Linked DNA regions of Mus musculus: regions 2, 3 and 4 are each linked to region 1. Evidence: chromatin contacts called from ENCODE Hi-C or POLR2A ChIA-PET data. All regions are on one chromosome and are shown on one strand. Each heading gives the region's core, a stretch centred on a gene start or an enhancer-like site at or near the end of the contact. The rest is flanking DNA. Distances are from core to core; before and after follow the strand shown.

Evidence for each region. A loop is a pair of places that touch in the nucleus more often than their neighbours do. ChIA-PET counts read pairs that join two places held with the same protein, here RNA polymerase II (POLR2A).
Region 2: POLR2A ChIA-PET joins it to region 1 with 14 read pairs in embryonic stem cell. The contact joins the promoter of Peg3 here to the promoter of Fiz1 in region 1. POLR2A ChIA-PET finds 5 or more read pairs at or near these places in 3 of 5 experiments (Patski and embryonic stem cell).
Region 3: a map of T-helper 17 cell shows a loop between it and region 1 (4-fold over the local background). The contact joins the promoter of Rps9 here to the promoter of Fiz1 in region 1. A Hi-C loop is called at or near these places in 1 of 37 maps with a recorded cell type or tissue (T-helper 17 cell). POLR2A ChIA-PET finds 5 or more read pairs at or near these places in 2 of 5 experiments (Patski and embryonic stem cell).
Region 4: a loop to region 1 is called in a map of T-helper 17 cell, with 3 times the contacts of the local background. The contact joins the promoter of Zfp787 here to the promoter of Fiz1 in region 1. A Hi-C loop is called at or near these places in 2 of 37 maps with a recorded cell type or tissue (T-helper 17 cell and v-Abl transformed pro-B cells). POLR2A ChIA-PET finds 5 or more read pairs at or near these places in 1 of 5 experiments (embryonic stem cell).

What each region holds. Positions count from the first base shown.
Region 1 is chr7:5,010,921-5,017,840 of GRCm38, forward strand. Fiz1 (Flt3 interacting zinc finger protein 1) reads right to left here and starts at 3,808. Exons shown (of 3, transcript NM_001110329.1): 1 at 3,705-3,808; 2 at 1,758-2,102. The coding sequence starts at 2,069. Zfp524 (zinc finger protein 524) reads left to right here and starts at 4,588. Exons shown (of 2, transcript NM_025324.2): 1 at 4,588-4,640; 2 at 6,517-6,920. The coding sequence starts at 6,555.
Region 2 is chr7:6,726,342-6,733,261 of GRCm38, forward strand. It overlaps Peg3 (paternally expressed 3), which reads right to left and starts at 4,078. Exons shown (of 9, transcript NM_008817.2): 1 at 3,917-4,078; 2 at 149-233. Usp29 (ubiquitin specific peptidase 29) reads left to right here and starts at 4,242. Exons shown (of 8, transcript NM_001360502.1): 1 at 4,242-4,961.
Region 3 is chr7:3,699,711-3,706,630 of GRCm38, forward strand. Rps9 (ribosomal protein S9) reads left to right here and starts at 4,331. Exons shown (of 5, transcript NM_029767.2): 1 at 4,331-4,354; 2 at 4,617-4,738; 3 at 4,936-5,058; 4 at 6,023-6,209. The coding sequence starts at 4,642. It overlaps Tsen34 (tRNA splicing endonuclease subunit 34), which reads left to right. Exons shown (of 5, transcript NM_001164204.1): 5 at 818-1,325. The coding sequence ends at 1,005.
Region 4 is chr7:6,152,228-6,159,147 of GRCm38, forward strand. Zfp787 (zinc finger protein 787) reads right to left here and starts at 3,738. Exons shown (of 3, transcript NM_001013012.2): 1 at 3,618-3,738. It overlaps Gm36371 (a long non-coding RNA gene), which reads left to right and starts at 4,992. Exons shown (of 2, transcript XR_391130.2): 1 at 4,992-6,038.

The sequences.
Region 1 (6,920 bases), core at 2,558-5,057:
AAGTGCTGAGATGAAAGGCGTGTGCACCACTGCAGGCTCCCTTTCTACTTCTGTCTCTTCTTTGGATACCGACTCAAGCCCTCAGTGTGCTTGCCCCCACACTCCGAACTTTCTGCCTCTCTGAAGAGACACCTCCCACGAGGCTGCTTACAGAACTTCACCCGTGAGCACGCCGTCTTTCTTGAACTAATTTAAAATGGTGGTCTTTCTCTCCCCTTACTGCTTCCCCAGCCCCCTTAAATTCTAGTAAGATGATTCTCAAGTTTCTAAGTCTGCTTTAAATTTTTCTTGTCCAAGACTCTAGGAACCTACAAAAGGGGACTCCATCTCCCCATGCCCAGCCCTGCTATGGGCCAGCTGGCATGTTCTCCATGCTGACCTCATCTAGCAACTGATTCCCACAGAACACAGCTACGGCCAGGGCTCTAGCATCCACAGGCTTCAGTTCAGTTTCTTCCTGTTGTAAAATGGACCACTTCACAGTGCCCTCACTGCATGATGCTCCAACCAGGTGGCTCTCCAGCAGCCTGTGTGTGAAGACACTGCTTGGTTCTGTCTGTTTCCTTTCCGTGAGCCAACCTAAGCTCCCAGGAGTCGAGCTATCATCCCCCCAGGTGCAAGTGACCTGGTGAGATGTTGACAGTGTCAGGAAGTGGACAGGATCCGATCATGCAGCTTCCACGAGGCACTCATTCCACCATGGTGGCATGGGGCTTTGTGGTGCTGTGCCTGCTTAGGCCTGGGGTGGGGTGTTTCACATACTGCTGTAACCCCTCACTTGTGCTCTCTGGGAGAACCCAATTAAGCCCTCTGACCCGCCAAACAGACCTTCTGTGCAACTGTATTCAGGTCTGCTGCTGGTGCCCTGCCTGGGGTGAATGTGACTGGTTTCTCCCAGGAACAGTTACTGCGACACCTGTGAGCACATCAGGGGCCTTCCCACCTCCCGGCTTTTGCACTTGCTGGTCCTTTGACCTACAATGCTTTTCCCAAGAGGACGTCTTACACTTCAAGTCTCAATCCGACACATTGTGCCCTCTGGTCTATAACAAGCTAATGTTCTCCTATACATTAATTTCTATTTTGTTGTCTGAGACAGGGTCATATGGTCCAAGCTGGCCTCAAACTCTGTAGCAGAGCCTGACCTTGAACTCCTGACTCTCCTGCCTCTGCCTCCAGTGCTAGAATTAGGAGATCGTATCACCATGCTCTCATTTTTTCTTTTTTTTTAAATTTGCTTCCCAACATCTCCCTTAGAGAACTCTTTTCTCAGAAACCGCTTACTTGCTTTCTCTTTTCTTTCTCTCTCTCTCTTTTTCTTTCTTTCTTTCTTTTCTTTCTTTTTTTTTTTTTTCTGAGACAGGGTTTCTCTGCATAGCCCTGGCTGTCTTGGAACTCACTCTGTAAACCAGGCTGGCCTTGAACTCAGAAATCCGCCTGCCTCTGCCTGGGATTAAAGGCGTGTGCCACCACTGCCTGGCAGAAACTGCTTTCTTTAACCTCTACCTGGTGCCTGATCATTTGTAGGCCTCGTTGAGTTCCCTTGAAGGCCTGTGTTCCATGTAGGGGAAATTGATCATTGTAGAATAAAGGAGGTGGGTGTACATGGACCTATTGGGTGTACACTAACATATTTTCAAGATGGTGTAAACACACGGCTGCGGGGCAAATTTACTAGCCAGGGCCATCACTAGCTGCCTTTCCCTGAGTGGAATGGAGTCCCAGTGTCTGAGCCACATGTGGCTCCCCGGACTCACCTGGTGGTGCAGCAGGCCAGTGGAGTCTCGGAATCCCTTAGGGCAGGCAGAGCATCGGTAGGGTCGTTCACCAGTGTGTGAGCGCAGGTGGTTAGCCAAGTTGAAGCTATGCTTGAAGCCCTTACCGCATCGAGGACATGCGTGGGGCTTGAGAGCCGTGTGTCGAGCAAAGTGGCGCCTCAGGTCTGATCGGTAACGGAAACTCTTGCCACATTCGCTACAGTGAAAGGGGACCCGAGGCGCAGTGGCAGATGGTGCTGGTCCTGGAGCAGCGATGGGGGCAGGAACCACAGGCAGCGAGGAGTCTTCCATGACGGAAGGTCCGGAGGTGGCTTGGGGCTTTCTCTGGAGTACAAAAGAGACACCAGTAAGAGTCACCTCTCCATTGGCCATCCCTTCCCTCGGCTCTCTTGGCTCAGAAGCAGTTGGCCCAGGTAGACTCTCAAAGTGCTAAGCCACCCCCACCACCGAGCTGCAACCACTACCCTTTAAAATTTTCCCACTCTTTACAAAGCCTCCTCGTTCTCTAACCTTCCTAGCCACGTCCACGTTGTTTTCTTCAAAAGGTGTTCTCAAGCTCTCCCTCAATCCTCTCCAAGCCTGCGCACTACAGACTAAGGCCCTCCTACTGTTGCTTGGGCGTGGGCTGCCTCTTTCAAGCCCCTCCCTCTCTTCCCTAAGCTCTTGATTCTCTTTTAAACAAGTGCCTTCACCTCGTGCTTCTAGGGAGCTCACACTAGTTCTGTAGTTTCAGAAACAAAACCTTTTTACCAATGAAATGGGAATGCCAGTGTTTCCTTCATACAGTGATGGTGTGAGCTAAGTAAAACTGTAGCAAGCTGTACAACGCACTTAGGAAAGCCGAGGCACAGGAAAGACGTAACTGAGCAGTTTGACCAAGTTCCTCTTAGTTTCTTTATTCTCATATGCTTCTTAGTTAACTTGACTTTTCTAAGTTAAATCTTCACTGAGACTTGCTTCCAAATCCCACCTAACTTCTCCTTCAAATAAGTCACATTTTTCTATAATCACCTCTACTTCGCTATTATATTCTTAGCTTGCCGCCAAGCCCCCCCCCCAAGCATTTTTACCTTCGTGATAAAAACCTGATAGTTCCACTAAAACTTTCCAAATTGCACACCTAGATCGCTGCCCCCCCCCCCGCCCCCCGTCTTGTCTTGTTGTTTTTTCTTTCTTTCTTTCTTTTTTTTTTTTTTCGAGACAGGGTTTCTCTGTATAGCCCTGGCAGTCCTGGAACTCACTTTGTAGACCAGGCTGGCCTCGAACTCAGAAATTCGCTTGCCTCTGCCTCCCAAGTGCTGGGATTAAAGGCGTGCGCAACCACCGCCCCGCTAATGCCCCCACCCCCACCCCCTTGTCAAGGTAAGCTTTTCTTTAAGTCACACCTCAGGCAAACTTCACACAACATACTCTGGGCCTCTGTTGTCTTACTGGACCCCAGTTTTCCCCTCATCTTACGAAGTTTCTTCAATTTTTCAACCAAGGCCCTTTCCCCCATTTCATGAGATTCACGCCTCTTTGCTAGGCCCCACTTTATATAAACCTCTCCATTTTCTAACCAGTCTCCACACTTTCTTGAAACCCCTCCCCTCCAACTATAAGCCACGCCTCAACAAGCTACTCCTCCAGTTCTGCCCCGCCCCGACCACCTTAAGCTCCGCCCCTCCTGCGCCCTACGGTGTCTGGTGCAGCCGGCCCCCACCCCCACCCCTGCTCGATCTTGCGAACAAGGCCCGGAAAACTGGCCCTTTGTACCCCTCTCCCTGCCCCTACAAGGTGCAGTCTCGGGCGCCCGAGTCGGGGGCAGGTCAAGCGGCCCAGGAACTAGGCAAGACCACCTTGCTTTTGCGTTGCGGAGGTCCTGGAGACCAGGCAGGCCTCCGGGGGGCCGGGAAAGTCTGTCCGCTTTCCTGTTTAATTACTTACACCTCCCTCTGGGCGCCGACATTTTGGGTAGCGGGGTCAGCGTCACTTCCACCTGAGGGGCCTCTCGACTTCCGCCTCAGCTCTCTTCTACGCCCCCCCAACCCCCCTTTACCCCTCCTTCTTGGCTTCTCTATCCCGCCCCCGCCCCGCCCTTCTGTGTTTTCCTTTCCTATTTCCAGCCGCGGAGGTTAAAGAAGCTAGGCTAGCGCCATCTTTGTTGAGGGCAGGGCAGGGGCGGGGCCTAAGTTACCCGCGGCGCCATATAGACTAAGGGCAATACTCTCAGCGTGCAGCATTTCGTAGCCCACGGTGCGGTTACAAAGAGTTAACATAGATGTGTTTAGATAAGATTGCTTTTTTTTTCTAGTCTTTGACTTCTGCTGGGAAGGATGCGGGAAGAGGGAGAAAAATCCAAGTGGTCAAACTTGTTCAGAGTTAGGAAACACCAAGCACCATTTTACTACTTTAACTCCATGGCTCTTTGAAGCTGATGGGCGCCATATTAATTAGGGGCACTTAGCAGCCATTTCCCGCTTCTCATCTATCCGGTACCTGTATTTGATTGGGTCACCGGGTTGGGAAGGCTTCGTGGGAGGAAAGGCATTTTTGCAGGTGGTTGGGGATTTTTGTGCGTTGTCACTGGGCACACGAAGGCGCCTGATACGCAGGCGCATTTGTTGCTAGCGTGTCGGGGCCTTGGGACCCAGGGCATCCTCTTTGTTCCCCGCGGGCGCTGGCAGCAGGGAAGGGAGGGAGGGGCCCCCGGCTTCCGTGCCGAGGGGCGGGGTCCAGCTCACGCTCTGCTACCTCCCACACCCCCGCCCCGCCGCCGCCTAGGGGCTGGGCCCCCTCTCTCCCGCCCCTTCCCACGCTTCGGCCCGTCGCCCCCGGCGCGCGCGCGCGTACACACGCGAGCCCAGGCAGCATGCAAATGAGGTACCCAGAGGCGGGGGGCCCGGGTGGGGGGGATGGGGGAAAGAGGGTGGTCCCGGCGCGCGCGCATAAGCGCGCACCCGGCACCTGTTCCCAGCTTCTTTGCTCTCTCCTGCGCACGTCGACCTCGCGCCCCGCCGAGCGGTCTGGGCTCGCGCGCGCAGACCCCCTTCTGGCAGCCCCTGCCACCAATGTCCCCGCGCCGCTCATTGGCCACCGTACCCTGAGGGCCCGCCCCGCTTGCGGGCTGGGCCACTCGCGCCTGACAGGCACGCGTCGTACCGGACTTGTGGGTGGGAGAGGGTCGAAGAGCCACTCTGTCACTTCATAGGTATGTTTCAGAAACTCAGCTTCTTGTCCAGGCTTCCTCATCGTGCGAACCATATGATCCTGGACAAGTTGCTTCTGTGTGGACCTCATGCTATGTGCATATTAAAAGGGGGTGCAAGTTTTGGGGGTGTAGCTCAGGCCCAGTATGTGTGAGGCCCTGATTAGGATAGCCAACACCACACACAAAACTTTAAACCAACCAAACAATAAAATAATAAAAAGAGGGGTGCAGGGTCCCCCGACAGAATCTGCTGCTAGCTGCACCTTTGACCTTTGACCCCAAGTACACTCAATTCCTACTATCCTGGGATCTTGTGGGCACTGGGGAAAGTCCTGGAGCTTTCTATTTTCTAGACTGTGCACTAAGGACATTTTTGAAGCTTCCTCATTCCTGTCGATTCTCCCAACAACCTTGGTATATTGACTTTATAGAGAAGGAAACAGACTCAGGCAAAGCCACTTGTAGAATCACATGGTGATTGTTGGCCAAACTGGATCCAAATGAAACCCTTTGAAAATGTTCCCTCAGAGGATTGCTGTGAGGCTCAACGACCAGTGCTGTAGTGCTGGCTCTTATGTTCACAGCATGTCTGGGTTAGTAGGTAAAACCAATCAAACAAACCAATAAACAAAAATCCCCGATTTCCATCTTACAAAAGACACAAATAAGCTCAGAGAAGTAAGGATCTTGGCTAAGGTCACACAAAGGAAGGGACAGACTCAGCATTTGATTTCTGGGTATATGACTTCAAAGCCCAGACTCTTAGCAACTTTCATATATATCTTTCACAAATCAATAGCTTTTGGCTAGGACTTGTCTCTCTTCATGCCCCCCCATCTCTGTGGGGAGCAGGAGCCTTTTGAGACCTTTGTGACCCAGAATTTGATGGGCTGTTTCAAGGCCTACATTCTTAGCTGGATTTTTTCAAAAATTTATTTATTTTTGGCTTGTTTTGACTTTAAAGGCTTTTTGTAGTTATGTTGATGTAATGAAAAACTATGACCATAGCAACGTATAAAGAAAGCGTTTTAATTGGAGGCATGCTTATATTTTTCAGAGGGTTAGTCCGTGATCATCTATCTTGGTTGGGAGAATGGTGACCAACAGGCTGACATGGTGCTGGAACAGTAGCTAAGAGCTGACATCTGATCCATAGGTTTGAGGGAGGAGGAGACTGGCTTGGTGTGGGATTTCGAAACCTCAAAGTTCACACCTAGTGAAACACTACTCCATAAGGCCACACCTACCACATCAAGGCCACACCTCCTAATCCTTCCCAAACAGTTCCACTAATGGATCCAAACACTCAAACATAGAACCCTGGTGGGAGAGGGGGATTCTTATTTAACCTCCATGAAAGAAAAACTAGATCCAAAGGTTAAGAAGTTATGGGACACCCTTTGGTGGAGGGCAGTCAGCATGTCTTACTAACTTATACAGAATGTCTTATATGGATCTCAAAAGTCTTTAGAAGGAATAGGTGAGATACTGGGGTACACGGGGGCTTAGACCCTCACCACACTGACACCGCCCCCTCTCTTCTCTTAGCCGGCTCCAGTACCCAGACTCGAGCTCCCCACTTCTCAATGGACAACCCCAGCTCAGACCCGTTGCCTTCAACTTTGTCTGGGGAGGAAGAAAAACCTCTGGCCTTACTGCCTCCTGTTCCCCGGGGGCGCCGAGGCCGACCTCCAGGGGGAGCCACCACCTCCAATCGGACTCTCAAGTCCTCCCTCCCTCGAAAGAGGGGCCGTCCCCCCAGATCAGAGCAGGAAACCCCGTTGACAGCACCAGTGGACAGCGGTGGCAGCAGCGATCTTCTGTTGATCGATGATCAGGGTGTTCCTTATACAGTTCCTGAAGGGTCAGCAGCAGATGGGCCCCAGGGCTCTGGTTCCAAGAGGGCTCCGCACTTCTGTCCCGTGTGCCTGAGAGCCTTCCCCTACCTCTCT
Region 2 (6,920 bases), core at 2,828-5,327, 1.7 Mb after region 1:
CCCACCAGACAGGTATGTATATTCTCAGAAAGTACAAATGGTGTTCTTGTAGTTGTGTAACATATATGTGCATCACGAAAATGTCAGTGTGAGGAAGAGAAGAGGAAACTTCAAAGATGGGTGTGGTACTCTGAGGTGTATCACTCACCTGGACCAGCCACCTAGCTGTTGGAGGACCTAGTCTTCCTCTTGCCAGTTGTCTCCAAAAAGGATAGAAGATCAAGAAGGTAGGGCTATGGAGAAGAAAGAAAACATGAAGCACCCAATTTATTTCACAATTACAGTGTTCTTTGGGTGGGAAGCAACCACTTTTTTCCCCCTACAAAGGCAGACATCAAATGTGTCCAGGATACCACCCAGAAAATGCCCTCGGTAATCAATTATTCCCAAGACACATGATGTACCCTGGACTCTAATTATATGAAGAGCACTGAAGACCTTCCTGGGGTCTCTTGGTAACTTCAGGGGATTCTGGATTAAGTAATGAACCCAAGAACCCAACTGGTTATTAATTAACCATATGACATCACCTATCCTATAAGTGCAAGGAAACATATTGCAGGTGAAAACTAGAGGGAAACAAATGACCAGGGAGAGACTTAAAATACTCTGATAGTCAAAGTAGCCTTCTAGTGGCTTTAACAATCTTCTGGGTGTTGCCAGTGATTCACATAACCACACCCCTTTCCCAGGATTCTGAGCTGGGCAATTGGGTGAGTCCCTTCTGGTGCCCCCGTATGAAAATATTGGCTCCAGTCACCTATGTGTGGATGTAAGATGGAGGCACTGTAGCCCCTGACATCTGCCAGTACCTAAGATAAAACACCTAAGGTCCCACTACCAAGATGAAACAGGGCTCTGTAACTGTCACTAATAAAAAGCCAGCCTCTTCTTCAGACCTGCTGCCTGCAGGTGACACATCCACAGTGAAAAATTCAGACACCCCCTTGTGGCCAACAAAGATGGCGCCAATGAAGGTGGAGGACCAGTTCAATCAGGAATCGAATCCTGAAGCGAGGTCCTGTTGTCATTCAAGATGACACCTGCACAGATAATACCAGATGCCCCCTTGTGGCCAACAAAGATGGCGCCAGAGGGAGGAGGGTACTGCAGTCAGTACCAGAGAGCCCCTCCTTCGGGCCGCCTCCTGCAGCAAGCCCACTTGTCATTCAAAATGACACTGGCGGAATGAATACCAGACGCCCCCTTGTGACCAACAAAGATAGCGACAGGGCCGGCGGACTTCTGTGGCCCAGTCACTCAGAAAGAGCTCCTCCCTCGGCCCTGCCCCTGCAGCCAACCCAGCTGTCATTCAAGATTGCTCATGCGCCATAAATGACAGAGACATAAAAAATAATGCCATGGTGAACAGGGCTGTATCGTCCCTTGGACCAGAGATTCTTTCCTTCCCTCTTGCCTGCCTCTAGTGGCCACTCCAGCTATTACTCAAGGTGACAGCAGTGCAAAAAAACACTAGACAACAACCCCCAACCATGACAAGTAAAGATGGCGCCCAGGTGGGCAGGGTTCTGTAGTCCAGATCAGAGCTCCGCCCTCTGGCCCTCCTTCTGCAGCAAAACAAGCTGTCATTCAAGATGGCTACTGCACCAGAAACGTCAGCAAAGATGGCGTCAGGTGGGCAGAGCTCCCTGCTCATTCTGAATGAGAGAGACCACACCCCTTTGGCTAGCTTCTTTCAGCCGGCCAGTCCTGCAGTCATTCAAGATGACACCCTTACTTCAGACACCGCCTCCCCATGGCCAACAGTGGTGACGCTAAGGATAGACAGGGGTGAGTTGTACCATCAGTCAGGATAATAACCCCTTCCTAGGGCTTGCCCCTTGCAAGACAGCTTAGCACTCAGGACCATAAATCCTCTCTCTAGCCTGCCTCTTGCAGCCAGCCAGTCCAGCTGTCAATCAAAATGGCACCTTCAGTGATCACTTCAGACACACCATGTATGGCAAACAGATGACGCCAAGGTGGGTGGAACTGGTTTCCAATCAATCATGACAAGAAAGCTCCTCCCTCAGATCCCACCCCCAGCCAGCCTGTCATTCAAGATGGCGTCTGCACCATAAAGGTTAGCGCGGCCAGCTATTGCTGGCAAAGATGGCGCCAAATTGGGCGGGGCTCTGTGAGCACTCAAGACCAGAGAGCCCCTCCTCCTGACCCGCCTCTTGCCGCAAACACATCCAGCTGTCACTCAAGATGACACCCGCTGAGAACTTCACAGGCCCATAAAGCTGTGTGGCCACGTCAATCAAGGCCTGAGCCCCACCCTCAGGCCCACCCCCTGAAGCCGGATGGGCTGTCATTCAAGATTGTGCCTCACTATATCAGCAGCCACTCTTCATAGCCCCGCCCTGCCACTCCCTTCTTCACCATCAGCCAGCAAAGATGGCGTCAGGGTAGGTGGGGCTTTGTGGTGACTCAGGATTATAAAGCCCCTCCTTATAGCCCGCCTCTATGCAGCATGCCCGTCCAGCTGTCATTCAAGATACCTGCAGAGCATCGAAGCCCCGCCCTTGGCCAGGAAAGATGGCGCCAGGATGGGCGGAGCTATGAGGCCTTGTCATTCAGAATAATAACCCCTCCCTAAAGCCCACCTCCTGCAGCCATCTGGGCTGTCACTCATGATGGCACCTATTACAGTTTCTGTCTGTGGCGCGGGTATAACCAGCAAAGGTGAACAAGGTCCTGTTGTCTGTCAGTCACTCAGGACGATAGCCTCTCCCTCCAGACAACCGGGCGACACTTTTTAACTCTTCATAAACCCCACAGTGCTCCTCATAAATGGAGCCAGATACAGTCCAGGGTCAAAAGACCCGTCACTTGATGTCAATTTGAGGCTCTGCAACCAAAATCTAGCCACAGAAAAATGGATTGTTTGAGCCTGCCGTTCCATCCTTTAAATGGAAGGCCGCGAGATGGCAGCATTCGTGCGGCAAACTAAGACTGAGTGAGGGTCTAGGCCACTCGGCCAGTCAGATAAGCCGACAACTGGGGTGCATCTTTACTGCCAACTAGCAAAGGAAGAGCCAGAGGAGCTAGCACCCCATAGACTCAAGCCACTTCGGCCTTTTAGTCTCTTTATCTGATGCTAAAGCGGCGCCTGCGCGGCAAATCCGCGGTCATTTCAAGATGGCGCCAAGCGGGCTGGGCCTGCTGAGTCCGCCATGGCCCCGCCCCCACCATAGGCAGCCAATCAGGATAAGCCTGTGCAGCAAACCTGTCTCCACCCTCCAAGATGGCGCCAACTGGGTGGAGCCGAAAAGTATCTCACAGCTTCTGCTTTAGTCCCGCCCCTAAGCTGCCCTCAGCCCCGCCCACCGCCACTGCGGCAAAACAAGACCCGCCCCCAAGAACAGTGCCGCGCTTAGCGGTAGATGGCTAGATTGCGAAGACCCTGCCAGCCAGACGACCTGGCGATCGGGTTAACCGCATAGCCCTTAGACTTTGCTGAGCAAAGAAAATGAAACCACAGAAGAGGTTGCTCAGAGACGGCACTCTGATGTCCACTGTGGTGGTCTTGTAACAGGACTTCTGCATCATCTGCGTGGCTGGCCACGCAGATGAGACAGGGAGCCTGGATTCTCCCGGGATTCTGGGTGGTTCACACCTAAAGCCCTAAGACCCTAAGATCGCGGGACCCTGAGGCTCCGAGGCCTGGACCTATAGAATACCTCTTTAAATCCCTGTCACCTAAATGGCATCCCTGCGGCAACACGGCCGCTCCGTGGTGATTCCCCCTTCCCGAAGGCGCAGTCTGCAGCCTTGTCAGTTACCCTTGGGAGCCGTGATATGGTCTGCCGCCCCTGGCCCGCGGCAACGCACCCCAAACACCATCTGAACTCTGCAGACGGTATCTAAGAGGGTGCATGCTGCAGAGCAGCCAGGTGGCCGGCTGACTCACCTCCCGGAGCACAGCACTCTACGCACACACCCCGACCAGGGTCGGCAGTCTAGTGCACCCACACTGAACCGGGCGCCCGGCGGCGCCACCAGCCCAGGGTGGACATCTCTCCGCTTCTCCTCCGATGCTCGTCCTCCCGCGACTCCTGACTCCCCAGCGTCTGCAGCAAGGGCTGCGGGACACCTCCTTGTCAGGGTCCTCTGCAGAGGCGGAGCTTCCTCTCTAACCAATCCAAGACCCCATTCCCCGCTTTGGGCCCTCACCACGCCTCCCACACCCTGCCAATCAGACTGCTGTTGTCAAGGCAACAGCTTGGCGCCAAGGCACGGAGTTGACGTCAACGGAGTCAGTGTTAGGGGCCCCCAAGCAGAGTCTGGAAAAGGGGGATGGGATGTGGGTGTGAAGGGATGCAGCCCCCCCAAAAGAAATCGGGGTGAATCAGAAATACCTACTAATGATGCCCCAATGCAAAACCTGAGAAGAGAGAGAGGGAAAAACGACAAGCATATATTTGTCTAAAATCGGGAAAAAAGAAAAACCATGAAAAATCGAGACAGAAACACATACGTTGAGGTCTAACCACGAACGATAAAGGTGGAAGAAAGGACTTTTCTGCCTGCAACACCCAAGCACTAAGCTAATTTCCTTAATAAACGAAGAGCTATTGGAAACCAACAAGGGAAGGACAAAAGCAAAGCAAAAAAGGGGGCAAAAGAGACCGCAAGTCACAGGACAATGCAAATGGCTGGAAGAATCTTGACCTGACTGTCTGCATAGCGAAACGCCAACCTGAGATACCGGGTGAAGGCGGTTTATGGCAGCGCGCTGAATCGCATGTGGTCAACCATCATTGCGTGAATCCACTGCATAGAATAGCAAGAAATTGCGAGGAGAGCAAGCAGGTAGATTACCAAGCCTGCCTCTGATAGAAGACATTCCTATGTCACCAGGAAAAATAACGGAGGTATCGCTGCCATAAAGGACCTGGATCGGAATAGATCCCAATGAAATAAAACCCGTTGCCGAAGTTTGTAGAAACGAAATGGTAAGTGGTTTTTTTTTTCTTTCTCTCTTTCTTTCTCTCTCATTTATTTCTTTGTTAAAAAATATACAAATGTGGGCAAAGCTTCTGGAACAATTTGCAAAAAAAAAATTTTTAACTGGTTACCTCTAGGAAAAGGAATGGGGGAGGGGAGAACAGACTACAGAAAGATGATTTTGGCTTTATTCTCTGTGCCCATGAATTTCCTTGGCAGATAAATGGTATTTCTTCCCTGGCAGTAAAATCGATGAATTATTAAAAGTTTGTTAATGTACTATTGATGGAACCATTTCACTGCCAAGAAATTTAAGGGAATAAGCACAGGTGTGTGAAAGACTAATTACAGGGGTATTTACGGAGCATCTTTTCTTATGACTAAGAATGTACTCTGCAGAACAGATTTGAATTCCAGTAAATCCACAAATTGTATTTTTGTGTGTCTGCTAAAACTCCGGGTTGTATTTTTTATTAGACACGTAAAATGCACTGTTTTAATTTTAAAGGAAAAAATGCAAGACCGTGGTCCATGGGTTAAAAGCGATTTTACCTAAGAGCATAGCTAATCTGATACCTCGGATTCAGTTTTATATTTATACTGAAAGACTTAGCCGTGCTTGCTTGCTTGCTTGCTTGCTTGCTAGATGATAGTGAAGTGGTGGGTTTATGGATAGGGTATGCAGTTTTAATTCCCCAGTCCTGAGATGGGGTTTCTCACCTCACACAGATTCATAAGCATAAAACATGAATGAACAAGGCATACCGCGCAAGTGAATGTAACACTATGCTTAGGTCTTTGACTATTCATTCTGCTCCCCGGGAGAGCTGTTTAAACAATGCCTATGCTTAGGACCCCCACAGTGATTGATTTTGGAGGCACCCCCCCCCCAAAATCTTGTTAAAGTCTTTGGGGGGTGTTAATTTAACATACTCAAAAGGACTGGACCCTCTCTATTTGCAAAACCAGTTTATCTCTAGGTCCTGGCTCATCAGCTCTCTGGGAAGTCAGTAGGCTGTAAGAGCTCCCGCAGAGATAAGATCTCCCCTTTGCCTCAGTATTTTCCATGCTTACTATCGCTCCAAACTGTACACAGTCTCTTTTCACCCACTCCACAGCCTCACTACATGTCTTTGGCTCATATACGTGTCATGAAGACTTCTCTTTCATTTCCCTGGAATTGTATGACAATTTCACCAACTCTCTTGATGCTTAAGCTGGCAATGAGATTGAACATCTGAAATGCAACAGTAACAACAACCTGTCTATTGTCTCTCATCTCAGGTGACACTGTATGGTTCTCTACATGCGTGGCCTCTTCCCCTATCTTAGCTTACTTTTCCTTGACTCACTTTCCAAGCAGCTGGATGTTCTCATGGAAGAATGTGACCACCGTTCTTACACAACCTCTCCCTAGGTAGCCACCTATTTCCTAACCTAGTCACAAGGTTTAAATGCCTAGTCACACGCCAGTAAATCCTAAATTCCAATCCTATGTTACAGAACTCTCCATACAATCCCAATCTAATATATTCAACAATCCCCGTAACAGCAGATGCTCCCTTCATGTATTTAGCAGACAACTCAAAAGCACTTAAAACAGCATGTTAGATGGCTGGGGTGGCTGTAGTTCATTTGGTACAGTGCTTGCCTAGCATGCGTGAGACACTGGGTTCAATCCTGAGTATCAAACACCTTTTTTTTTTCCTTTTCTTTTATCCTCATGTCTAAAAAGATTACCAGTTGATATAGGCAAAAATCTCACAATTTTGTATTTCTTACATCTCAGGATATCCTACTCACTATATCCAAAACACACGCCAACCTCATCCCATATATTTCCACCCAGTTTTCCTACTAAAGTTTTTTCTGTTCTAAACTCTTCCTTCTGATACTCGCCACACTGCACTGAACCGATTTTTGAAGGCACACAAAGATCTTTCAAAGAAAAAAGAAAAAAAATATCT
Region 3 (6,920 bases), core at 3,081-5,580, 1.3 Mb before region 1:
TTTATTCCTAGCACTCAGGAAACATAGACAGGAGGGAGATCTCTGTAGGTTTGAGGCCAGTCTGGTCTACATTCCAGAACATTCATAGCTATATAGAGAGACCCTGTCTCAACAACAACAACAAAAAAGTAGTTGGAGCCGGGTGTGGTGGCGCACACCTTTAATCCCAGCACTTGGGAGGCAGAGGCAGGCAGATTTCTGAGTTCAAGGCCAGCCTGGTCTACAGAGTGAGTTCCAGGACAGCCAGCACTAGACAGAGAAACCCTGTCTCGAAAAACCAAAAACCAAACAAACAAAAAAGTAGTTGGGTCCAAGGATATGGGTTTCAAAATATTCAGTGTATGCTGAAAGCTGAAATGTCCATGTAGCCTATGATACACATAACTCAGGAGGCTGGAGAATGAGAATGCCAGGGTTGGGTCAGTATAACTACAGGGCAAATTCAAGACTAGCAAGGACAGCGTAGACCCTGTCTCCAAAAGTAAGAGAGTGCTACAGAGATGGCTCAATGGTTAAGAGCACCGGGTGCTCTTGCAGAGGACCAGTTAAGGGTTCCTGCACCCACAGGAACCTGCCAGGGCTGTTGGGAATTGAGAAACCCTGTCTCGAAATACAAACAAACAAAAAAAGTAAGTAAGTAAGTAAATAAATAAATAGAAAGGCAGTAGAATACTTATCTAATCTACACAAGGAAGGCCCTGGCTTCTATACCCAGCACTACAAAGGAAACAACAGTGCAGTAAGCCCAAGGCCCCCATGTCAGATCTCATCCCAGCCCCTGCGGAGGGGAACTGCTATGCATCTTTCTTTCCCCCAGGTGATCCACTGCGTTTCCATGCTCACTACATTGCTCAGTGCTGGTCTGCTGAGGACCCCATCCCACTTCAGGACCTGGTCTCTGCAGGCCGCCTGGGAACCAGTGTCAGGAAGACCCTGCTGCTCTGCTCCCCTCAGCCTGATGGGAAGGTGGTCTACACATCCCTGCAGTGGGCCAGCCTGCAGTGAGCTGGAGACTGTGTGTGGCAAGAACCCTCTTCAATGGTCACCCCAGCTCATCTCTGCACGGAGGCTTGCGCTCTCCTGCTCTGCCTGGTTTGTTCCGATTCCAGGGTTTTGAACACTACATCCTTTCTGTTTGTTTTTTGGTTTTGTTTTTCCTGTTTTAAGGCGATTACTACCTGTGTTGTTCTTTATTTTGTTTCCAAATTGTGCTTGTTGAGCATGGAGACTGCTTTTGTTTGGCTTTTGTGTTTCTTGCGGGGCTTAGGTTCCTGCAGTTCTAATAAATTTGTTGAATAAATGTTTGTATTTTGAGTCCTTACAACAATCCTTGAAATGTGGGGCTCTCATTCCTGTATTCAGATGAGAAAAGGGAATGGGAAATGACTTGACCAGGGTCACAAAACTGGGCCTGGGCCATTATACCTGGTCTTTGTGATTCAGGAATCTGCCTCTTTTCATTGCACTAAGGGTTGCCTTGAAGATATGGCGTTTATTTATTGTAAGTATACCTGTGTATGTATGTAAGCATGCGTGTGCCATGGAACTTAGGAGGAGGTCAGAGGACAATTTGAGAGAGCCTGTTCTCTTTTTACCTTGTGGGTCTCAGGGAACGAACTCAGGTTATCAGGCTTGCCATCAAGGATCTTTAAGGGCTGAGCCATCTTATTGGTTCCTTTGAGATTACTACAAACCATTTTAGATATGTGATGTAAAGGTTATAACTAGAACTGTTGCATGAGCTGCTTGTGGTGGTGTAAACCAGTCCAGAAAGATATGCGGAAGAGGCAAAGGCAGGAAGATCATGAGTGTGAGACCTGCCTGGGCTACATTTGTGGGGTTGTAGAGGCTCAGCAGTTGAGGTTTTCCAAAGGGGCTGAGTTCAGTTCCCAACACAGAGGACAGCTCCTATGTGTTTGCAACTCCATCTTCAGGGAATTTGGTGCCCTATTCTGCCCTCTAAACACAACTACACTCAGGTGTACATACTCACACAGACATATATGTAGTTTTTAAAAAAATTAACTTGGTGTGGTGGTTTATACCATTAATCCCAGTGTTCAGGTGAAGGCAGGGGAATTTCTGAGATCAAGGCTAGCCTGGTCTACATGGCAAGTTACAGGCCAGCAGGGCCTGTCTCAAATCAACAAATATGGGCTGGAGAGGTGGCTCGGTGTTCTTGCATAGGACCTGAGGGTTTTGTTTTTGTTTGTTTGTTTTTTTGATTTTTTTTTAAAAATCATTTTATGTATATGGGTACACTGTAGCTGAACAGATGGTTGTGAGCCTTCATGTGGTTGTTTGGAATTGAATTTTTAGGACCTCTGCTTGCTCTGGTCAACTCTGCTTGCTCCAGGCCAAAGATTTATTACTACACGGTAGCTGTCTTCAGACGAACCAGAAGACTGTGCCAGATCTCATTACTAGTGGTTGTGAGCCACCATGTGGTTGCTGTGATTTGAACTCAGGAAGAGTCAGTGCTCTTAACCACTGAGCCATCTTGCCAGCCCCAGTACCTGAGTTTTGTTCACAGCACAAACAGGGCTCACAACTCCAGTCTTTGGGTATCTAACCCCTTATGACCTTTGAAGGTCCTAGGTACACACATGGAGTATTTGTGTGGATATAGGCAGGAAAAATACTTGTACACATTAAATAAATCATTTTTAAAAATTAAAAAGCAGCCGGGCGTGGTGGTGCACGCCTTTAATCCCAGCACTCTGGAGGCAGAGGCAGGCGGATTTCTGAGTTCGAGGCCAGCCTGGTCTACAGAGTGAGTTCCAGGACAGCCAGGCCTATACAGAGAAACCCTGTCTCGGAAAAAACAAACAAACAAACAAACAAAAAACAACAAAAAAAAAATTTAGAAAGCAAATGTTTGACCCAGAAAGTAAGCTAATCTGTCTCCTTGTCTACCAATCTGTCCTCCCAGACTAAATGAACAAGATGCCTTTTGAGTATACAAATGCAAGTGCAAATTTTTTTTTTTTTCCAAGACAGGGTTTCTCTGTATAGCCCTGGAACTCACTCTGTAGACCAGGGTAGCCCTGAACTCAGAAATCCACCTGCCTCTGCCTCCCAAGTGCTGGGATTAAAGACTGCCCCGCGCAAGTGTAAATTCTTACCAATCACACTGTTTAAAATAAAAAATATCTGAGCTAGGCCTAGTGGTACAGGCCTATCCTCCTACTATTCAAGGACAGAGGCAAGGACATGTCTATGAGTTTGAGGCCAGCCTGGCTACATAGTTCATAGTTCCAGGATAGCCAGGACTCATAGACCCCATTTCCCTTAAATAAAAAATAGTTATAAAATATCAGATATACACAAAGCTGGCTGTGGTAGTGCATGTCTTTAATCCCAGTACTTGGGAGACAGAGCCAGGCAGAACTCTGTGAGTTTGAATAGGAAGCTCCAGGACAGCCAGGAATAAGAGGAAAGACCCTGTCTCAACAAACAAACATATCAGTTGCATGAAAGCGGATTGTAATTCCAGCATTTGGGAGGTATAGACAGAAGGATCTGGAATTCATAGTCATTTGATAGGAAACCCTGCATCAAAACAATAAATAGATTAGGAGAGACTTGCCTATAGGCCAAGATGATGGAGGCACTTTCTTAAATGAGTTCCTCTTTCCACATGTCTAGGTTTGTGTCAAGCTGTCAAGACAAACCAGCACAAGATGTGTATTTCAATATTAAAATAAGCCCAGCACGACATATTTATACTATTTTCATAATGTTTGTATTTTTTATTATTGTATTTTGTGGCTCACACCTAAAATCTTAGCACTTTTAAAAGAAGATTTATTTATCTATTATATCTAAATACACTGTAGGTGGTCAGATCTCATTACAGATGGTTGTGACCCACCATGGGGTTGCTGGGATTTTCAGGACCTTTGGAGGAGCAATCAGTGCTCTTAACCGCTGAGCCATCTCTCCAAACAAACCCGAGTACTTTTAAGGGCAAGGGCACTGCCATGAGATTGAGACAGTGGTGGGGAACCTTGGCTGCTGCCCTTAATTCCCTGTAAGTTTTTACCAAGAGTTTTTGTTGAAACAAAAAGTGACAACTGTGGTTACTCAATCAATGCTTTAGCCCTGGAAGGGGCAGCCTCGTTAATTCTTGGATTAACCAAATGTCACCATAGCCCTTTAATCGCCTAACCACCTCACTGGCAAGTCGGCCCAGCGAAGCGCCGCTCTAGCCGGCCTGCTCGTCTCTATGGCTTTCCTGCTTCTGATTGGCGTAGTCGCGAGCGGTGCGTGATGACGTCACTACAAGGCGACGTTACTATAAGACCTCGGTCCAACCGCCTTGTCTCTCTTTGTCTCGGGCCTGAGTTCGTAGGTGAGTGTTCTGATTGTTGAGTTCGCCTTTTAGGGGTTGATGGTGTAAGGTAACGGAGCCATTCGAATCTTCATGAACATGCTGAGTAAGAGGGTGGGGCGAAGGTGGCTGGAAGTTACAACACGGTTGTGGAACAATCCCATTTTCAAGTTTTCTAAGGCGGATTTCTCTGAGAGCCGAGTTGGTGTCGCCGTGTCCCTAGCGGGGTTTTGCTGCACATGCGCCACAAGATTATTTTTTAAAACGACACTTTACTGCGCAGGCGCAGCCGGCCTAGCGAGGTCAACATGCCGGTCGCCAGAAGCTGGGTTTGTCGCAAAACCTATGTGACCCCACGGAGACCCTTCGAGAAGTCGCGTCTCGACCAGGAGCTAAAGTTGATTGGTGAGTGGCCAAAGTAGAATTTCGAATTGCGGATCCGGGAAGAGTTAGGTAGCCATGATGTCTGTCTCCCACGTGCTCGTTCTGGAGCATCCTGTGTGGCGCCAGAGGATTGCAGTTTAGTTTTGTGTTCTCTAGTCGCCATGCACATGTAGTAACCCATGGCTCTTGCCCCGCGGTCTCCTCCCAACCACGTGCAGGAGAGTATGGACTCCGGAACAAACGTGAGGTTTGGAGGGTCAAGTTTACCCTGGCCAAGATCCGTAAGGCGGCCCGGGAGCTGTTGACGCTAGACGAGAAGGATCCCCGGCGTCTGTTTGAAGGTGTGTATGAGCCTATTTTCGAAGGAGTGGTGGTTGCTGAGTGTTTTAGGGCGTGGGAGATGTGACTGAACAAGTTGGGCTAGTGGGGATTGAGACAGGGTCTTGGTGTAGATTGGCCTGGAACTCAAATGTAAGTCAGTCTTGCCATAAACTGCCAGAAATTCAGAAGTGCTGGGTATGTGTCACAAGGATTCTTATTGGTTATTTTATTTACATTTCAAATGTTATTTCTCTTCCCAGTTTCCTCTCTGCGACACCCCCCCACCCGCCCCCCAATCACACCACAAGGATTCTTTTTGAGTTTCTAGAATCTAGTTCTGTCTGCATTGGACAAATGGAGGCCAAAGACAATGGGAGTTGCACTAATGCTTTTTCTGTCTTAATACTGGATGTTTTATTTAGTTTCATGTGGTGTAAGAGGAGTAATGATTATTTTTCCATCCGGGGGACGTATTTTTGCATTTGCATCTGGGTAGCGTTTATACAATGTTAATCCAGGTTGAGCCTATATTTTAACATATTTATATTCCATACTTAGGGTTTCTTATAGGTGACTGGGCCTACATACACAGTTCATTTAACTCCTGGGAGAGTAGTCTGAGGAATAAATGTGTGCTGTTTGTGTATATATTGTTGGCCTGATGGTACTGTGTAGCTCAGATTGCCTTTGAACTGTTAGCCCTAGCTTTTCATGTTGTGAAAATGAAAATTGTTTTTAAAGTTGAGCATTAGAGCTCTTAATCTTAGGCTTAAAGGCTGGATGAAAAACTGTAAGCCTGCGTGATGCCTGTTGGTGAAAGGGTGGCACAGTGGCCATGTCAGGGTCTCAAGCCTAGGGCTCTGGGAAGAAAAGTTATCAGGCACCAGAGCTCCCTACAAAAATGAGTGAAAGCTGTAGTCCTCTACTCAGAGACTGGGGAAGTCTGAGGTCGGGCCTCATTGGCTGCTGCTCCCCCTGTCACAGGCAATGCTCTCCTGCGGCGGCTTGTTCGCATTGGGGTGCTGGACGAGGGCAAGATGAAGCTGGATTACATCCTGGGCCTGAAGATTGAGGATTTCTTGGAGAGGCGGCTGCAGACCCAGGTCTTTAAGCTGGGCCTGGCCAAATCTATTCACCATGCCCGTGTGCTCATCCGCCAACGTCACATTAGGTGAGTTGCAGCTGGGCCTGTAAATCTTTATTTCCCTACTTGTGCCGTTGGTTTCGTTAGCTAAGTTGCCATTCTATCTCCTGTGCAGCCTTTGGAGCTGACAGATGTGAGCTTACCCTTGAGGGTTCAGAATCGTGCCCTGCAAACAGCTTATGGGGGACTGGGGACAGCCTTGTTTCCCCATAGCCCAGCGCAAGGGTCACTGCGGCTCAAGCCGTACACCTTGTGAAGGTGTCTGCCAGGCACTCAAGCAGCTGGACAGGTAACAGCTCTTGGTGCCACCCCCCCTGGAGGGAGATTGGAGTCAATGTTGAGGTGACAAAGCTGTCTGTGGAGGTACAATCTAGGCCTTCATTGCTATATTTCTACTTGTTAATTTGCCAGTTGAGAATGCACCTGTCTGAAGTGACTGGGGTAAATGAAATTGCATGCTCGTTAACCCTTCTGTAAATGAGCACCAATCATGACAGCTATACAGAGTGAAGTCTCAGATTTCTTTCTCACCAGCTTTCGTTTATGGGCAGAGATGTACTCTTGTCTGAGGTGGTTTGAGACCACATGGCATTACAATGTGGACAGGAAGCAAATCAAAGCATTAGTATGGGCACTCTTGTTTTCCTTCCAAGTTACTGAGTCTGAGGTCAGGAGTGCCTGTGAGCCTGCTTGAGTCAAAGGGCAGGACCAAATGGTTCAGCCTCACTTTGTCCCCTT
Region 4 (6,920 bases), core at 2,488-4,987, 1.1 Mb after region 1:
GCAGCTGTCTTCTGTAGCCAACAGTACAGATCACATTCACCAAGCACAGATTAAACCTCAAGCTGTGAGGTACACGGTGCTATAAGCTCATAAGCTTAGATCCTGAGCGCCTGAACTGCCAGGGAAAGAGGCCAGAGGACAATCCCTACAGGCAAGCTGACAGGGTAAGAACCTACCCCACTGGTGACCAACCATGTGACCTAGCCAAGGTGTCTCATCTCACCCCAAGCCAGTAGTAAATTGTGACACATGTCCAGTATTGAACACGAAACCTGAGGCAGGCACCTTCAATTCCATTCGATTCAATTCAATTTGAGGAAGCATTTCTTCCTTCCTTCCTTTCTTCTTTCTTCCTTTCTTTTTTTCTTTTTTTTTTTTTTTTTTGGTTTTTCAAGACAGGGTTTCTCTGTATAGCCCTGGCTGTCCTGGAACTCACTTTGTAGACCAGGCTGGCCCTGAACTCAGAAATCCTCCTGCCTCTGCCTCCCGAGTGTTGGGATTAAAGGCATGCGCCACCATGCCCGACTTCCAGGAAGCATTTCTTGCACACTATCACTGCTATACCTGTTTCAGAGACGAGAAAGCCAAGGGCTAGACAGCTGAGGGGCTAATACAAAGTCTTACAGCCACAGAGCAAACACGAAGTCAAACTTGGGTAGGCCAGACTTCCTCTCTGGACACCGGCATTTGCTCCCAATTAACATCTGCTTCTGTTGGCTGAGTTTAAGCTCCTATGGGTTTCCCTCCCCCAAGCATCACAAGGAATTTCCAGAAGACTGAGTCCTCAAAGGAGAGTAGGAACTATACTCTGCCCTGACCAACTGATCCTGCACACAAACCCAAACTTATGCTCTCAGCAGCCTTGCCCTTAGCTTTGAGGCTGAGATTTTATCTGATGAGCATCTAGTCCCCAGCATTATCCCCTGTAAGGCAGGCACTCCACACCAGGAACAGGAGAGAAGCCACTGTTCTGGGAGCCCAAAGGGAGAGGCCAAGGCAGAGACAGAATAGGAAAAGCACAGTGGCAACAGGGTCACCCAGCCCACTTGGACAGGGGCTAGGATCTACCTCAAGGTCATAACAGCTCAGCTTGCACTCGTCCTGCTGGCTAGTGAGGCCTCCACTACAGTTGGCACAGATCTCAAGTCTCCCTACCCATTCCAGCCACCAGTATTAGTCACCTCCGCTTATTCTACTCTGCTTATCCTATTCCAAATCATCCTACTATAGGTCTTCTATAATGCGGCCAGGTCTCAAGAGTCTTCCAGCCAGCAGCCCTGTATGCAGTCTCCTAACATTTTACCCACGGAATAGGGAACCAGGAGCCCAACCCAATGGCTAGCACTTAAGAATAGGGCTGTAACCCCAGATCCAGCATGCCCAACAGAACTAAAGGGGTGGCACTACAATCACAAAGCTACACATACTGTATCCTGAAACTACTTTACGGCCTAGGGCACACAAGTACCAGCAAGTAGGTGTCCTATCTTGCCAAAACTAAGGTGACCACTTCTGTCCCAGGGTGTCAAGAGAACTCTGTAGCAGGTGCCTGCCAACCTCTCAAAGCAAGTCATCAAATGTTCAGTCTCTCCTAAATATGGAGGCCCAACACCTGGTGCATCCCTAGTCAGTCAGAGGATGACAATGTGGGTTTGGAAAGTCTGTGAAGTGTGTCTGGGACCCACAGAGCTATGGGTGCCCATTAGTGACTACAGAGTTACTGATGGCCTTGAGCTCTATACATTCTGCCATCTCCCATAAGTCTCAGGGTCCCCTTGTCCAAGACTCAGCATCCACGTCCTGTAGGGCCTAAAACGCTCAGGGACACTCTGGCATATCTCCCTATTGTCCTAAGCTACTGCAAAACAAGAACTACAAGAGCCTTGTCAAGTTGGCCAGTGTCACCCACCAGCAGGCCTGGCCCATGGAAACCTTGAGAACAGCCCTCCAACCCACATCCCCACCAGTGAAATTCAATGCCCTGGGGTTAGTGGAGTTTGTAGTCTTGATGGACTGGGCATAGTCAGGGAACTGTAACAGTGTAACAATTAAGTAGTGGAAACAGCCTGGGAAAGGGGGAAGTGACACATCCAAGGTCACGGAACCATAAACGAGCCAAAATTGGAACTCAGGAGCTGGCTCCAGAGACTTTTTGAACTTTTGCCTGAAAGCAAAAGTATGAAAACCCTTGCTCTGGGTGTATCACTTTAACACCTCTATTGTGTCCTCGTGAGGAATGGCATGAAATTTCTTATCTATGGCTGCAGAACTTAGGAGCTGAAGCGAGGAATTGAGCTTCAGAGCTCGTGGGCAATATTCCCAGTAGCTGCAAATCATTCTTGAATTTCACCATGGGCCAAGCCTGAGGATATACCCTTCTCTGCTCAGATGGAGAACACATGAGATAAACCAAGTCAGAATCTAATGTGAAAGTTCTCTGGGCCATGGCAGCACAGCACTCAGTGACTCCAGAGAAGCAGGAGGGGAAAGTTACCTGCACTTGACCCAAGAGGCTTAAAGCTTTCCCCAGAGCAGAGGCCAGATCTCAGCTAGATTCTCAACAACGCCAAACATGGAGCCTGAATCAGAAATTAAGGGGTTGGGGGAACCCATCAGGTCTGCGTTTTTAATAACGACCTGGGCAATAACGCCTAAGGTCGTCCTGGGTCAGGTCTCAGCTCCTGCTTTCCAACCCCAGTTCATGTTCATTTTCCTATCCTGGTGTTAAGACAGGTGTCAGTTCACTCCCCACTCACTTCTTCGTCTGTGGATCACTTTTCCGACTGACCTTTTGTAAGTGCTGGGGCACACATTCCCGGGGCTTGGGGGTCACCCTATGACCTAACTCTTGTACAGATTGGAGGTGGAGGCGGGAGGTCTGCTAAGGGGCGGGGCTCCGCGCTGGACCCAGCCCTGTGTCCGCCCAGGGGAGGAAGGCAACAGTCCAGGCGGCCCAGGACGACCCACACGGTGCTGACCTTGGCCTGGCGCTTCCCCTCCCAGGACGTGTTTCCTGCCGCCGGTCAGCACGCGCGGGGGAAATAGATGAATGAGCCTCCCGCCACCTGCATCCCGTAATTACTCGCTGGATCAAAGGCCAGCGCATGGCCCCCGAGGCAGCAACGGGCCAGGCGACTCGATTTGAGGAAGGAGAGGACTTGGGAGAACTTGGGCCGAGACTGACCATGGGCCGCCGTTTCCGGTCAGCCCAATCCAGGCGGCGGGGTCTCTCCCCACATCAAGCCTCGCCCCCGCAACAAGTCCCTGGCACTTCCGGCCATGACCGGCTGCAAGTCCAGTCCGGGTGGCCCGGACCCCACCGGTTGGATAACCCAGGTGCCTGCCGGCCCAGCACTGCCGCCGGAGTAGCGCACGCGCATTGTCCCAGGCCGCGGCGCCAATCTCTCCCGCGCGCGCGCGCGAACTCCCCGGCCGCGCGCCCGCTCACGCCCACCCCCCCCACACACACCCCTAACACGACACGCACGCGCACTAGTCCGCTCTGCCGCGCTCGCCCTCCCGCCTCCCCACCCACCCCCGTCCGAAGCCCAGCTTCCCGACGCGCTCTCATCCCAGCCACTCGGCGCACGCCCCCCTGAGCCCGCGGCCGCCCTCACCTCCGCGGCCCCGGGGCCGTCACGCCGCACTCTTCCTCTCGCCTGCCTCGCGGATGGTGGCAGCGGCGGCAGCGGCGACTCAGACCCTGGGGTCAGGGGGACGGGCGCCCAGGCCGGAAGTGACCTTCCCGGCCGCTTCCGCTCGCGCCTCTCCCTCTCCTCCCCCTCCCAGGCCGCCACCGCTACCTCGCCACTCTAGGCAGAGGAGCTCCAGGACCCCTGACCGCTACCCCCTCCGGCTCTATGGTACGGAAAGGCGCCTCGGGACGCTACTTCCGGAATTATCTAGGACCCAGGTCCTCCGTTTTGCTCTATGGCGCCTCGCTCCGAGGGGCTCGGGCCCCGCCCCCTCCCCGGACAGAAGGCTGGGCTCGACCCGTTAGGCGCACACTTCCGGGTGTCGGGGCGGCCCCCAACCCAGCCTCGTCGCTCGCGCCTGCGCGGTGAGCTGCCCGCGGCGACGCTCCCACTACTCCAGTCCTCCTGTCGTCTCTATCATCGTAACCCCTTCCGCCCCGGGGCGCTTCCAGGCCAACGCCGGTCTCAAGAAAAAATTCGGTTCACGAGATCTGGAGTTTTTCCCCAAAATGTTTCCGCTCGAGCCTCCGGTGCGGGTTGCATTTTGGGACGACCTCATCTTGAAATCGGCCTGTTTTGCAGAGAACCAGAGGTCACATTACCTTACTAAGTGACATAGCAAGAATGACCTCGAACCTTCAGAGTAGGGCTCCAAATTAAGTGTTTATGACTTATTACTCTCCTAGAAGAAAGGTCCATCACAGTTTGGAGGATGCTGATGATGAAGAAAAGGAATGAAAGGACCCTCTACAGATATCTGCTTCCAAGGCACAATTTGAAACTTGAAAGTCAATGTCAGCTTCTCTGAGACAAATGGTATCATCATCACGTAACTACCTTTACAAAAGCAGGCGTCAGGTGCTGCTGACACTTGGACTAAGTAAGGGATGGACTTTTTAAACAAACTCCTCCTGCACCAGAGAAAATCCTGGGCAGCCTAAAGAAGCAAAGCCCACAGGCAAAACGATACATGACACCTGAGGACAAGCTAAGAAAATGGAAAGCATAGCCATCTCCTTAGCAAGGTGCTCCAGAAGTCTTTGCTCAGCAGACTGTTAAGGATGTGTAGAGAGTTAGAAAATTCAAGAGGAGGCCTATGCTGAGCCCTGTAATGGAAAATGTCCAAACTGCCTGTAATTCATGTTCAAGCGCTGGACTTCCGTGGTTAGATTAAAGATAAACCAGCCAGGACCTTTCAACGGGTGATAAAGATCACAGGCTGCTTGTAACTGATCAAAAGGCTAAAGGCGAACCCACAGCAGGGGTATTAAAATGGCCCCAAAGGTAAAGAGTAAACGGAGGACAGTAAAAAAAAAAAAAAAAAAAAAAATTAACTATCCCTTCCTGGCTCAAAGCTAACAAAACTAAAAGGCAAACTGGCAGCATCAGACACAGCCACGGTAGTTACTGTTCCATCCCGAGTCCTGGGCCACACAGAGGAATTCTTAGAATGCTAAACCAAGTAATCTGAAGATACATATTTTCTCCATGGTGAGCCTCAAAGGCTCAGGGGTACACACTCACCTAGTACCCACGAAACCCTAACGGGAACAGCTTTGTGCCACTTTCAGTGACAACTACAAGGAACCAAGGCTCTGGGCACCCCAGGCTTTCTCTTGTCTCTCCAAACTTTATCTTTTTTTGTTTTTGTTTTTGTTTAAACTCTAGTAAATGTGCAATTCTGTTTTGCCCCTCCTATCTCCTTATCTCCTTTCCCACTATGACTCCACCGTGATGCTCAGGGTGTACTCCTTCTCTAACTCCAGCCAGCTATCCTCAAGTCACTTTTTGTATCTGATTTGTGTGGGATTATTTTTTTTTCCATTTCTGGGGTTTGCAGGCACTGTGTGTGTGTGTGTGTGTGTGTGTGTGTGTCCATGCATGTGCATGTAAGGTCAGAGAACAGCTATCAGGAGTTGGTTGGTCCTCTTCTATCATGTGAGTCTTGGGAGTCTAACTCCGGTTGTCAAGCTTGGCAGCAAGTACACTCTACTACCTGAGCCATTTTCCTGGCCATAGCTATTGAATCTTGTAACTCTCTGAGTTCTATGATCCATATGAATTTTATGAGCTTGCTGACTCTTCCCGATTTCAATCTAAAGCAAAGTTAAAGACTATTACCCACGCAGCCAATTCCTAGGCTATTTCTGTAATAAGTTACTTCTCCTCTTTGCTGCAGCAGAATGCCTGACCAGAGCCAATTAAGGGGAAAGGATTTACTTGAACGCACAGTTTGAAGATCCCGTCCATCATGGCATTGCAACCACAGTCAGGAAACAGACGGGTGAATGCTGGCACTCAGCTCTCCAGAAACCCCAGCCCATGGAGCAGTGCCACCCATAGGTAATGTGGGTCTTTCTATCTCAGTTACCCTAATCTAAATATCTCCCACAGTATGTTGGAGGCTTGTCTAGATCCATCTAGATCCCCTCAAATTGGTCGTCAATCTTTTTTTTACATTTTTAAAATAATTTATGGGCATGCATGTATGCCAAAGTATGCACATGGATGCAGTACCGGAAGAGGCGAGAGGTATTAGATTCCCTTGCAGCTGGGGTTGCAGGTGCTTTTAAGGTGCCCAGCATAGCTGCCAGGATCCAAACCCAGGCCCCCTGCAGGAGGACCAAGCACTCTTAACTGCTGAGCCATCTCTCCAGTTTGGTAATTGATCTTGACCATAACAGTTTTCCACACATAGCTCAGTGATTGCTAAGACTGGCTCTTCTTTTACATGCAACTATGCCAAATTATTCCCTGGTGTTTCTTCACACCCAAGGGCATCTAAGCATCTCTAGGCATCTAAATGTGGTCTCGTGTTTGGTTCTGACCAATAAGCTAGAGCAGAAATGTCATAGGCTACTTCCGAGCCAATGAGCTTAGGAAACAGATATGCCTGCCTGGCATTCTTTTGGCCTTGCTGGTTATAACATGGGCCAGAGAAAACAGGTAAAGCCAGAGAAAAGCTGGGTTTGTAAATGAGTGTTTGTAGAGACCAGCTTCCAGCCCCAACCTGAGATTGTTACATGATGAGAAAATAAACTTCTTGGTGTTGGAGGGATGGCTCAGAGGCTAAGAGTGCTTGCTACTCTTCCAGAGTCCCCAAATTTGGTTCCTTAGTACCCACCTGTAACTCCAGCTCCAGGAGCTCAAACTGCCCCTTCTGACCTCTGTGGGCACCTACACTCACATGCACAAACCTACACATACAGACACACAGATATACAC